2 separate regions of the Mus musculus genome follow, and region 1 is linked to region 2. Evidence: chromatin loops called from intact Hi-C (ENCODE). Cell type or tissue: heart. All regions are shown on one strand. Each heading gives the region's core, and the rest is flanking DNA. Links, peaks and the distances in the headings are about the cores only. Region 1 overlaps Tbl1x (transducin (beta)-like 1 X-linked). Region 2 holds the start of Prkx (protein kinase, X-linked).

Region 1 (5,380 bases), core at 243-5,242, 140 kb after region 2:
GGCCATACTTTCTAGTGGCAGCTCACATAAAAAGACACAGAAGGAAGCTTTTGCTGTTGGCCTGCTTGCTTTCAGTTTCACCAGCAAGTTCATCTATCCTGCTGCTAAGACATGACTTGGCTAATAGGACTAGAGCCTACATTTTTAGGATTCTAATGTATACTGAAGACCAGTTGAGACATACAGCTTTGTGAACTTTAAAACTACCAGATTCTTGGCCCTTCTTTTGTGACCAGACAACCATTGTTGGAATAGCCAGACCATGGCCTGTAAGTTATTCTTACAAACATCCTTTTGATATAGATGTATTCTATCTGTTGTATTCCTCTAAAGAACCTTGACTAATACAGTCCCTAACCAGTGTCAGCCACCTACTCATCACTTCTTACCCATAGCAATAAAGTGTCCTTGTCATACATATATTTACTTGTTATAAAATATATATTTACCATTATCCAGCTATAGAAAGCATTAGCAAAGCAAAATGCATTTAGATAAATATTAGTTTGTATTTACATAGAAAAACAAAGTGTAGTATACATTGTGACTATGAAGAACATCAGGCCAACAGTATTATATATGTTTATAACAAAAGGATTAAAACAGGCTCTTTAGATGTCTCAAAATAACTCACTGCTCCCTTCAATATGAATCTAATAACTTTCAACTGTTTCAGCATCCTCTCAAAACACACACACACACACACACACACACACACACACACACACACACACACTCACTGTATAATAATTCAAGTTTCAGTGAAACAGGCTTGCAATCCCAGCTACTCCAAAAGCTGGGAAAGGATTCCAAGTTTGAAGCCAACGTGGGCTATACAAAGTGAATTCTAGGACCCTGGATTCAATTGCCAGTATTAAAAAAAAAAAAAAAGAAAGAAAGAGGTTAGGGGGAGGAAAAAAGAAACCCAAAAAAGTCTAACCAGTATTCCTTAATAGTCACACTGTATTGTACTGGGTGTTGTGAATCACCTAGTAAAAATATGCTATGCCATCTTATAGAAGTGAATTGGGCTCCATAGAGGCACCTGTGTTTTCATCCTCTTGGCACCATCAAGGTGAATTACCACTAGCAAAATCTATTCTCTCTATATGAGTAAGTCATCCTATGTATGTTTCTACTTTTTGTTCTGTTTTACTTCTTGGTAACACAGGCCAGGCTGGCTTCAATTCCTCCTGATCCAGTCCTAGGATGACAGGCTTCTATACCTAGGCACACCCCAGAGATATGTTGCCAAATTTGAGGGTATGTCCCTGAAAAGCCTGGGATCCTAGAGCATGACTTATGTATTGCCTCTCTTGACACAAGGGAGCATGAACTTAAGAATTCAAATCCTTCTAAATGTTGACCAACCAAAAAAGAAATGAGAAAGGTGAATTACATGAATGTGAAGCACTGGATCTTTCCTGAGGCCAAATTGATTCCTTACCTATTTTCAGTAACATAGCCAAACTATTTTTTTTAAACTGGAATGATAACCAAGGGCTGAAATGTAGCTCAGGGCAGACCACCTGCAAGGCACTAGGTTCTATCCCCAGCACCAAAAAGAAAATAAAGAACTTCCCCCACCCTCAGTCTACCACACTAGTTCTCATCCATTTCTACTCTTGATATTCAGAATTTGCTTATTCATGTAAGGCCAGAGATTCCCGCAGTGGACATACTGACTCTAACCCCTCCCCTTTTCAATCCCTGCTGAAATGACAATCCAGTACTCACAGATCCTGTATTAAACAAATGAGATATTTGCAAATGTGGAAACTCCAAGCCTTGTATTCCTTTGTGCTCCAAGTTGCTCCACAGTGGACGGGGTGTGTGTGTGTGTGTGAAGTTGGTTGTCCCACAGTGTCCCCCTGGAAAAGTTTTATGAAAACCCACAGGACCTTTCCACAAAGGGCAGCATTTCTAAAGTGACAGACAGTACTAGGTAATGTTTTTCCTTCAGTGTGACATAGGTGGTCCCTGCCAGGATAAGACAACTGAAGATAGTGGTTTCTCTAAGGGAGAATGCTCCGAAGACGACAAGCTGAAGTTCTGGCTTAAGGTCAGATGGAAAGAGTCTAGAGGATACACTCCAGGATTGTAAGTGGGGAAGACCCTATATCATTGGGGTCCACAGAGCAGACCACACAGAACCTGCAATCTCCACAGGGAGGCTATCTGAGATAACTCATTCCCCAGCCCTCCTGACAGTCCAGGACCTGAGAGCGTGGCTTTCAGGAAGGATTCAGCCAGAAGTCAAGACATTACCTGAGTATTCCAGATATGGACACACTTGTCAAAAGATCCACTGGCCAAATACTTCCCGTCGGGGCTGAACGCTACACTATAGACAGGCTCCTGATGCTTGGTCAGAGTGTGGATGCAAACACCTCGCTCCACATCCCACAGTCGAACCGTAGAGTCAAATGAAGCACTAGAAAGATGACAGAAAAAACAACCACTGAAATAAGTTGGTTTTTCAAAATCTCTATGATGTATCTCATGTGAACTGTCTTTCCATTGTATTTGAAACATACTTGAACTTGTTTTAAGAGAATATCCTATTAAGCCTTTCTCTCCAGAAAAAAGTAAAGCTGCCCCCAGGCAAAACCCAGGACCTTGCACAAGCCAAGTCAGATTTTCCCACTTTACCACTGTGCTCACACTTCTTTCTCCAGTTCCATATTTCTTATCACAAAATGCTTTGTAGACCATTCAACCAACTTTTCTAAAACACCATCATTGTTTTATACTTCCACTTGAATAACTAAGTCCACCCAGCCATGACTGGAAAAAATAAAGACAAATTGAGTGAGATGCATTTATACATGAGAAATTCTAAACCTACATGTGCATGAACATGTGCATATGCAATTACATTGGCAAGGACTACAAAGTTTAATTATTTTTAGAATTAAAAAAAAAACAGCACATATCAAAGGGCTGTCATCACCTGGCTTTTTGTTTATCCACAGGGTATCACAAGGCTCAGTGTGTCCTTTTTTTCTTGTGAGCTAGAGGATAATGCCTATCTGTTCCTGGTATGTACCGTGTGATTCCAGGACAACTATGTGTAACTAGGTGTTTGGATAATAATTAAAAAAGGAGAGTTAAGACCTTGGGGTTCTTCTAGTTTAGCCACTCAGTGTTTAGATTACTTTTGTGTGTGACTTAGGCTCCTTTTCATTTCAGTTTCTGGTGGTGATGTGTATGCCAGGCAAGTGATGTATACCCAAGAACTACTTATAATCTGTTCTTGAAGGCAGCCTTGGATTGAACACTTTCTACGAAGCTGTTTTTAATTTCCAGAAAAGGCTGCTCACTCTACTACTAGGTGCTTCCTTCCTTAGAAGAGAACTACCTACCTGTTACTTTCTCCAAAATCCTCTAAAACAACATAGACCAAGCTCTCCACTGCTTCTTGGAAAACAAATATTCCTTTGGGGTCTGGTTTCATCCAGATTAAACAACCACAGTGCATGAATATAAACTCCAAGTGGCCATATCATGGTTTTCCGATCATTCTGGCTTAGTGCATCTGTCTAATGTTTTCATTAAACTACCAAGAGTGGGGGTAGAGGGTACTCGATGACAGAGTACATACTTGCCCAGCATGCACAAGGCCATAGGCTCTATCCGTACACAAAAAACCCAGAGTTACTTGTTTTGGATGAGCTATCTCTGGCACTTTGGTTCTGGGACTTGGTTGACTGGCATTTTAAGTCAATATTAAGAGATTCAGGTTATCTTTGGCTGAGGCAGGGAATCTTTTATCTCTAGTCAAAATCTTAGTAAGGCAACCCTGAATGGAGCCTTAAGAACAAACTCTGAGCTCCAAGCTAAACTGTCTTCCTTTCTTTGTGCTAAAAACTTTCACTAGATTAAGCCATCCCCCCACCCTGCTGCTTAGGTTCATGGTTTTATCAAACTGCAAATAGGAAACCATTGAGAGCGAAGGGAAAAAATGCATGTTAGGCAGGCCTATAATCCTAGCACTTTGGTGGAAGTGGAAGGTATAGCTCTAATCTAGCCTGATTTACATGACAAGTTCCCGGTCAGTCAGGGCTACATAATCAGACTGTCTCAAAATGAAAAGAACCAAACCAACCCCTACCCTCCACCCCCACACAACTGTACTGAACATATACAGATCCTTTGCTTCACATTGTTACCTAAACTATCTGTACAGCATTCTTATTCTATGGATATTATAAGTCATTTAGACATGATTTAACGTACAAGCAGGTATTCAGAGGTTGTAGGCAAACAAAATTAAACAACTATGAACTTTGGTGTCCAAAGGGGTTCCTGGAACCATCTCCATGGATATGGAGGGAGGAGATACACTTCCTCTTGCCTCCATTCAAAGGGAACCACCATTTTTCTTTCAGTTTGGAAGAACTTCAACACTGCTGTCTCTAGATTTGAGTTAATCACTAGGCAGAGAACAAAGCTGTGCTCAGGAAGGATTCAGAGCTGGGAGGTTACCCTGCTTTACCTTGCTAACATGATGTTGGAGTTCGGGTTGCTGGTGGCTGGTCCTGTGGGACTCCACTTGATGGTATATATCTCTTTGCTGTGAGCCTGGAGGTCATGGACACATGCATCCTGCTTCATACTCCAGATCTGGAAGAGGCATTGGTAACAGTGTGAACTAATATTATGGCCTAACTGAGAATGGCTCAGCACCTTTCATTCTGTTGCACCTAAGGGAGCACTCCTTAGGTGGTAGATATGGGAGAGGCTCACAAAGCCAGCAAGGAGTCCACTAGGTGACTGTGAGGAAGGATGCTGGTGGACAGGCCGTAAGGTCTCTCAGTGGGAACCTCGGCCTCAATATGTCAAAAGCTCATGGAAGAACCAAAGTTTAGAGACCAGGAAAGTCATGGAGAAAAGACAGTCCAAAGTAATGTTCCAGATGATAATGGTTGGATGGGTTGTGTGTCTGTATAGGGCCTTGTCTAGGATTAGGCAATTCATTCCTTTAGATACCAACACTACCTTTAATGTCATGTCATCAGAGCAGGAGGCTAGTAACATTCCAGAAGGATCCCATTTGATAGCATTGACCTCATTCTGCAAGAGAGCACAGTTTCAGAAAGAAATCATAGCTTTCATTTGGGAAAGGCTGGCTCTACCAAGGAGCAGTGACATGCTGCCAGTGCTGCAGTGCAGAGGCCCTTCTGAGAGTTCATAGGATATCAAAGACCACAGCACAAGAACCCACACATGAGTATGCTCTCCTCACTTTGCTTTTCATTCATGAAAAACACTGCCATATATTACAAAGGAACAGCCACACTCTCATCCATACTTCTTTAGGGAAAAAATTACTTACTAAGGAAGCCAAATGAAGAATTTGCATACAATCAACAGAGCT
Region 2 (5,380 bases), core at 204-5,203:
TTGAGCTCCACCCACCTCCTCGTCAATCACTTAACTGACCACAAGAAAATCCAAATGCTTTGTTGACAAGATGCATCTATGGACACTACAACAAACCCACAAACCCTTCTTAAACATAGTTTTTAAGTCTACAGAAGATTCGTATCTCACCTTTCCGAGGCTATTTGGAGCTAGGCTATACTCACTAGGTAGTGCTTACAGCTCAGTGGCAAAAATGCTTATAGCTACTAGGATAAGGTGTTCAATAGCTCAGTGGATAGGGTGCTTGAAGATTAGTGAGTAATGTGCTTGTAGCTCAGTGTCTTAGTTAGTGTTCTATTGCTGCAGTAAAACACCAAGAAGCAAGTTGTGGAGGAAAGGGCTTATTCGTCTTACACTTTCACACTGCTGCTCATCACCAAAAGAAGTCAGCACTGGAACACACAGGGCAGGAGCCTAGAGGCAGGAACTGATGCAGAGGCCAAAGAAAGATGCTGTGCACTGGATTGCTTCCTCTGGTTTGCTTAGCATGCTTTCTTATAGAACCCAAGGCTACCTGGGCCCTCCCCCTCTTGATCACTAATTGAGAAAATGCCTTACAGCTGGATCTCATGGAGGCATTGCCTCAACTGAAGCTCCTTTCTCTGTGATATCTCTAGCTTGTGTCAAGTTGACACACAAAACCAGCTAGTATGCTCAGTTTGTAGGGTGCATACCTAGCATGCAGGGAGTCATCAGTTCAGTTCTCTTAGCTTTGTGGGTCCAAGGACTGAACTCAGGCCATTAGGCATGATGCAAGTGCCTTTACAGACCCAGCCATCAGACCCGATGTTTTTAATGCTTTCAGATAGCACCCAGGTGGGTGTACTAGCACACATCTGGAATCTTAAGAATCTTCAGCCTCACTTAAGAAGCTGAGGCTGAAGAACTCCTGCATTTGACATCAGCCTCACTGATGTAGCTTGTGTTTCGATTTCTTGCCTGTTGCTGTGACAAACTCCCTGACCAACAGCAAAAGAACATGACTTTTATTTGAAAACAAGAACCCTCTGAAGCTCACTTGCAATGTCACTGCCAAATATAGAAACTGAACAAAGGGTAGAAAGCAGCAGCATTTTCCCGAAAATCACTGATAGGGAAGAGAAACCCATCCACCCATGAGGAGAAAAGGGGCCACTCATGAGTCACTCAGAATCTGGAAGGGACTGAAAGAACCCTCCCTGGGGCCTGACAAGGAAGCCTCATACATTGTGTGCTACCTAAGAGTGCCTGCACCATCTTGTAGCACACCTGCTCTGTGCCATTTTGGATCCCACCCTTAGATTCAACCCAACCTGCACCATCTTAGATCTGATCCACCCTGGGTCATCTTGGATGTCATTCACTCTGGGCCATCCTGGGTCTAATACTCTACCAAACAAGCTCCCAGTGCTCTACCCTCTGAGCTAGAAGAACTCTACTCAATGAGTCACAAATACTCAACTACAAGCACTCTACCTACTGAGCCCCATCCCTAGCCCCATATCCAACCTTTGACTGCCCATGTTTCCTTTCATTTATTTTTCTGTATTTCTACCTGTTAGGAGCAGATTCCTTGCCACCATGAATCCTTTGTGCTGTGTCTGAGGCAGTTTCACTTCAGTTATCAGTGACAGTTGGTTTTTAACAAACCAGCTCTGCCTGTCAGAGTTTGAGGTGCCAATAAATAATGCACAGGGTCATGACCTTTTTTCAGGCCAAAGCACATGCTGCTTTCAGGTGCATGTGCAAGTGCTGTGACCCCCCCCAGCTCCACCCTCTGAGGCCCTGAAGCCATGTGATCAGCAATCATCAAGCCCATGATGTCAGCAGAGCACCCAATTCAAGAGGCCTGAGTCCACAAGATTGTGGGGACTAAGTGATGGCTATGTGGGAACAAAACAAGACTGCAGAGAGCAAAGCATGAAAAAAGAGACCCACTATGTGATGAGGGGGAGGAGAAATCACAGTCACAGTGGAGCAGCCCTAGATACTGAGTCTGCAGCACTCCCTGGGTGCTCTGCCTGACATCACCCTGGGTTTCTGGAGGATGATACCTGTTAGGGCAATGGCAGACCCTAGGGTGAGTGGTAATGTGCACATGCAGAAGAAGGTGGGCAGAGGAGCACACTGGAACAATTCTGGCCATCCTCCTGCCTTAGGCACATGTATATATGCTTCATGTGGGCTTAGAGATTCGAACTCAGATCCTAATTGCTAGAGCACCCATTCTCATAGAGTATCTGTCTCATCAGAAGATCAATGTTTGCAGAGTTGAATAAATGCTTTTTGTTGTTGAGATGTTTACCAAAGACTGCATGGACATGGGTTTGAGGCAATAGAAATTCTTTATTAGCCAGCCAGAGACTACATTTGGGTACTTGGGTTCCAAGTGTACCCTAAGCCTTTCTCAGGGTGAGCTTTTAAAACAGAAACTATGTTCTAGGTTGACATGTTTTAACAAGAACAATTAGCCAGAAGTGGAACTACAGAAACCAAAATGCAAGCTTAGTAGATTTAGAAACTTTCCCAGAACTAAGGGCTTTGATGGACTAGTCTTTTAGTTTTGGTAGGTGGCGCTGTCTTCATTTTGAGTGTTATAACCTGAATGATACTTCCATCATGGAGTCAGCTGTATAAAGTCTGGGGGTCTACTAAGGTCTGGGATCAGGCTACAGTTTTGTCATAGTGTAACCAAACTCAAAATAATAGCAGGCTCTGTGCATTCTGACTAGTGGAGTATCAGGTCCTAGCATGTGTTTATTGAATGAGAAAATGTTCTCAATGTGAAACAATAAAAAAAAATAATAATAAATAAAGCAGCCAGCAGACTTTCTTGTTGCCAAGGTCAGTGTACTTGCCACCTACGGGCATCATCGGGGCAACTGGTTCCGAATGGATGGTCCCCACTTCATTCCTGACTTGGGGCCCTATTGGCCCTGTGTCTTCTAGGACCCAGTGCCTCAAAGCTAGGAGCGGTGCAGTGCAGTGAGCATGCACTGAGCAGCCGGGAGACCACATTCTTTGCATTCCAGGCTCAGGGAAACACCGCCCTCACCTTGCAGGTGGTGGCTGCGGTCTGTGAAGCACCCAGTTCTCAGCACTGCCTACGAGCCCAGGCCTGTTTGAAGCCGCATAACAAGTCCCTGGAAACCCGGTCTACTCAGGAGCCCCAGGGCTCAGGATCAGCAGGTGCTGCAGGGCCACTGAGAGCCCGGGCTTTCGGGAGGGCGGCACTCGGGGACTACAGAACACCAGGAGTTCAATCCCCTGAGATTAAGGAGAAACCGAGAAACCCTGCCCAACCCGGACTCCTTCTGGTGCCTTTACCCACTGCTAAGGCTCTGCTGGTAAATATCCAAGCAGCAGCCGGAAGTTCCTGCACCTCTTCCTTCCCGCTTCCTGCCAAGGGGGAGGAACCAGGCATGCGGTGTGTGTGTGTGTGTGTGTGTGTGTGTGTGTGTGTGTGTGTGTGTGTGTGAGAGAGAGAGAGAGAGAGAGAGAGAGAGACCCATGGTGTGCGTGCGTGTGTGTGTGTCAAGCTGGACCCCGTGGCCCCAGTGCAGCCCCCTCCATTACTTTTACTTTGGTGCAGGTACATCCCATGGGCGTGGGCCCCGCGGGTGAGTAACAATAGGCAGGGTTGGGCCAACGCCGGGCTCCTCCCCGTCGGTTACGCAACAAGGCGGAGCGAGATGAAGGCTCTTCCCCCTCGCGTCATCCAGACACCCCACTCCCCCGCCGTCACAAGCCGGTCGCCGCCCAGCCGGCTTCCGCCGGGAATGAAGAGGGTTGCGGTTGGCTCCGGTCCCGCGGACCCCACGCGCGTCCGTGGAGCCCTCGGGCGACTTCCATGAGCCCCTCCCATCGCTCTGAGACCCGCTGAGTTTGCTTCCATTGTCCTCTCGGCCGCGGGCTCCGGAACACCCGTGCGAGCCCACTGCTGATGCACAGACTGCCATTGCGCCGCTGTCACACCGTGCGTCCCCCGCCCCATGGAGCCGCCCGCTGGTGCCGCGGCGACCGTAAAAGATCCAGACCATGACCCCGTGAAGACCAAGGTCTCGGCGCCCGCCGCGGACCCCAAACCCAGGACATCGTCACAGAAGGCGGGGCACTCGTTACAAGATTGGGACACCATAGCCACCGTGGGTGAGTGAGAACTGAGTAAGAACTTATGTGTGGGGACGCGGCTTGGGAGCGACCCTCAGATTTCTGTCTCCCACACTCTCATTACTGGGCCTCCGGAAACGGGGCAGCCCCACGTCACAGAGCTTTCAGGAGGGTGACTTCACCTTAGGGACTCGGAGGCTCCCTACTGGGGTGCTAGCCACCCTTGGGACACCACGCCCGGCCTCCCTGGCGCTTGCGCACCCGCTCATGCCCAGGATTTCTCGGGATCGCATCCAGCCTCCGCACTGTAGACCCCTGGCGGGACTCGAAGGGACGCGTGACCCCCAAGGGACCCTTCGGGGACGTTTTCCCAGCATCTATTGTGTGCCTGGGTCTCGTTTTTTCTTTAGTGGCTCAAACTTGGTACCCTCGTGACCCCGAAAGTTGCTAGGGAAGCCGGTAGATCCCCAAACGTGCCGGAGTACTGGGGAGGGAGGCTAGGATCTTGCGAATCATGGGCGCCAGCTTCTCAAGTCTGAAGCCCAGGAGTCCCGGGCTTCTCAGCAAACTTGGTCACTAGGACAGTTGTGCCTGGTGTGTTGATGATTAGGAAAGTGTTCCGGGAGGATGGAGGAAGGACAGAGGGAGGGATTGGCGTCCTCCGATCAGCTGTGAGCAGAGATTCTAGAGGCTTCTGTGTTCACCCTGGTGTGGAAGTCAAGTCAGGGTTCAGGACCAGGATGAGGGGCAATAAACACTTTCTCAGCTGAGCAGGTGAGATGTTAAAAAAAAAATGTGTGTGGGTAAAAGGGCTTGCAAGTTTGATCCTGGTTCCCTCTTGGAGGCTGGCTGACACTCGCTGCATCTTGGCTTTTGATTGACTTTTGAGGGAAACTGAGCTGCTTGAATGAATGTCGTTTATTTATGTATCATGTTGTATTCTAGGCTGGCCTTTCCATCACTGTGTAGCCAGGATGACCTTAAACTACACATTCTCCGCCTCCCCCTCTTTCTGAGTGCTGGGAACCGAGCCCCACTCCACCACAGATTGGTTATGGGGTGCTGGGAATGGGGACTGCCCTCTATATGTTTGAGACATTGACCTGAAAGTCACTGCATAGCCTAAGCTGACTGGAGATGCCAGACAATCCTCCTGTCTTAGCTTTCCCAGTGCTGAGACTTCAGGGACTCATTCACAGGCACTTGGCACCTCAACTGGTTCTCCACCCTTTTCTTTCTGTCTGTCTTCCTTGCCCTCTCCCTCCACGCC

What was found. A loop is a pair of places that touch in the nucleus more often than their neighbours do. Peaks named below come from ENCODE experiments on the same cell type or tissue, not always from the same donor. Only the 100,000 strongest peaks of a DNase experiment are listed, where the experiment ranks them.
Region 1: a loop joins it to region 2, with 2.4 times the contacts of the local background. A loop is called at or near these places in 2 of 42 quality-filtered maps.

What each region holds. Positions count from the first base shown.
Region 1 is chrX:77,652,460-77,657,839 of GRCm38, reverse strand. Tbl1x (transducin (beta)-like 1 X-linked) reads right to left here. Exons shown (of 16, transcript NM_020601.2): 12 at 5,002-5,076; 13 at 4,499-4,626; 14 at 2,269-2,434. Among named protein-coding and RNA genes, the nearest start is that of Gm52447, 13 kb to the right of the region's middle. In heart, for the core only: no CTCF peak of the experiment used is centred there; no DNase peak of the experiment used is centred there.
Region 2 is chrX:77,794,317-77,799,696 of GRCm38, reverse strand. It overlaps Prkx (protein kinase, X-linked), which reads left to right and starts at 3,758. Exons shown (of 9, transcript NM_016979.2): 1 at 3,758-4,149. The coding sequence starts at 3,993. In heart, for the core only: a CTCF peak has its summit at 2,573; DNase peaks (open chromatin) are centred at 3,666 and 4,196; H3K4me3 peaks cover 2,412 bases; H3K27ac peaks cover 1,845 bases.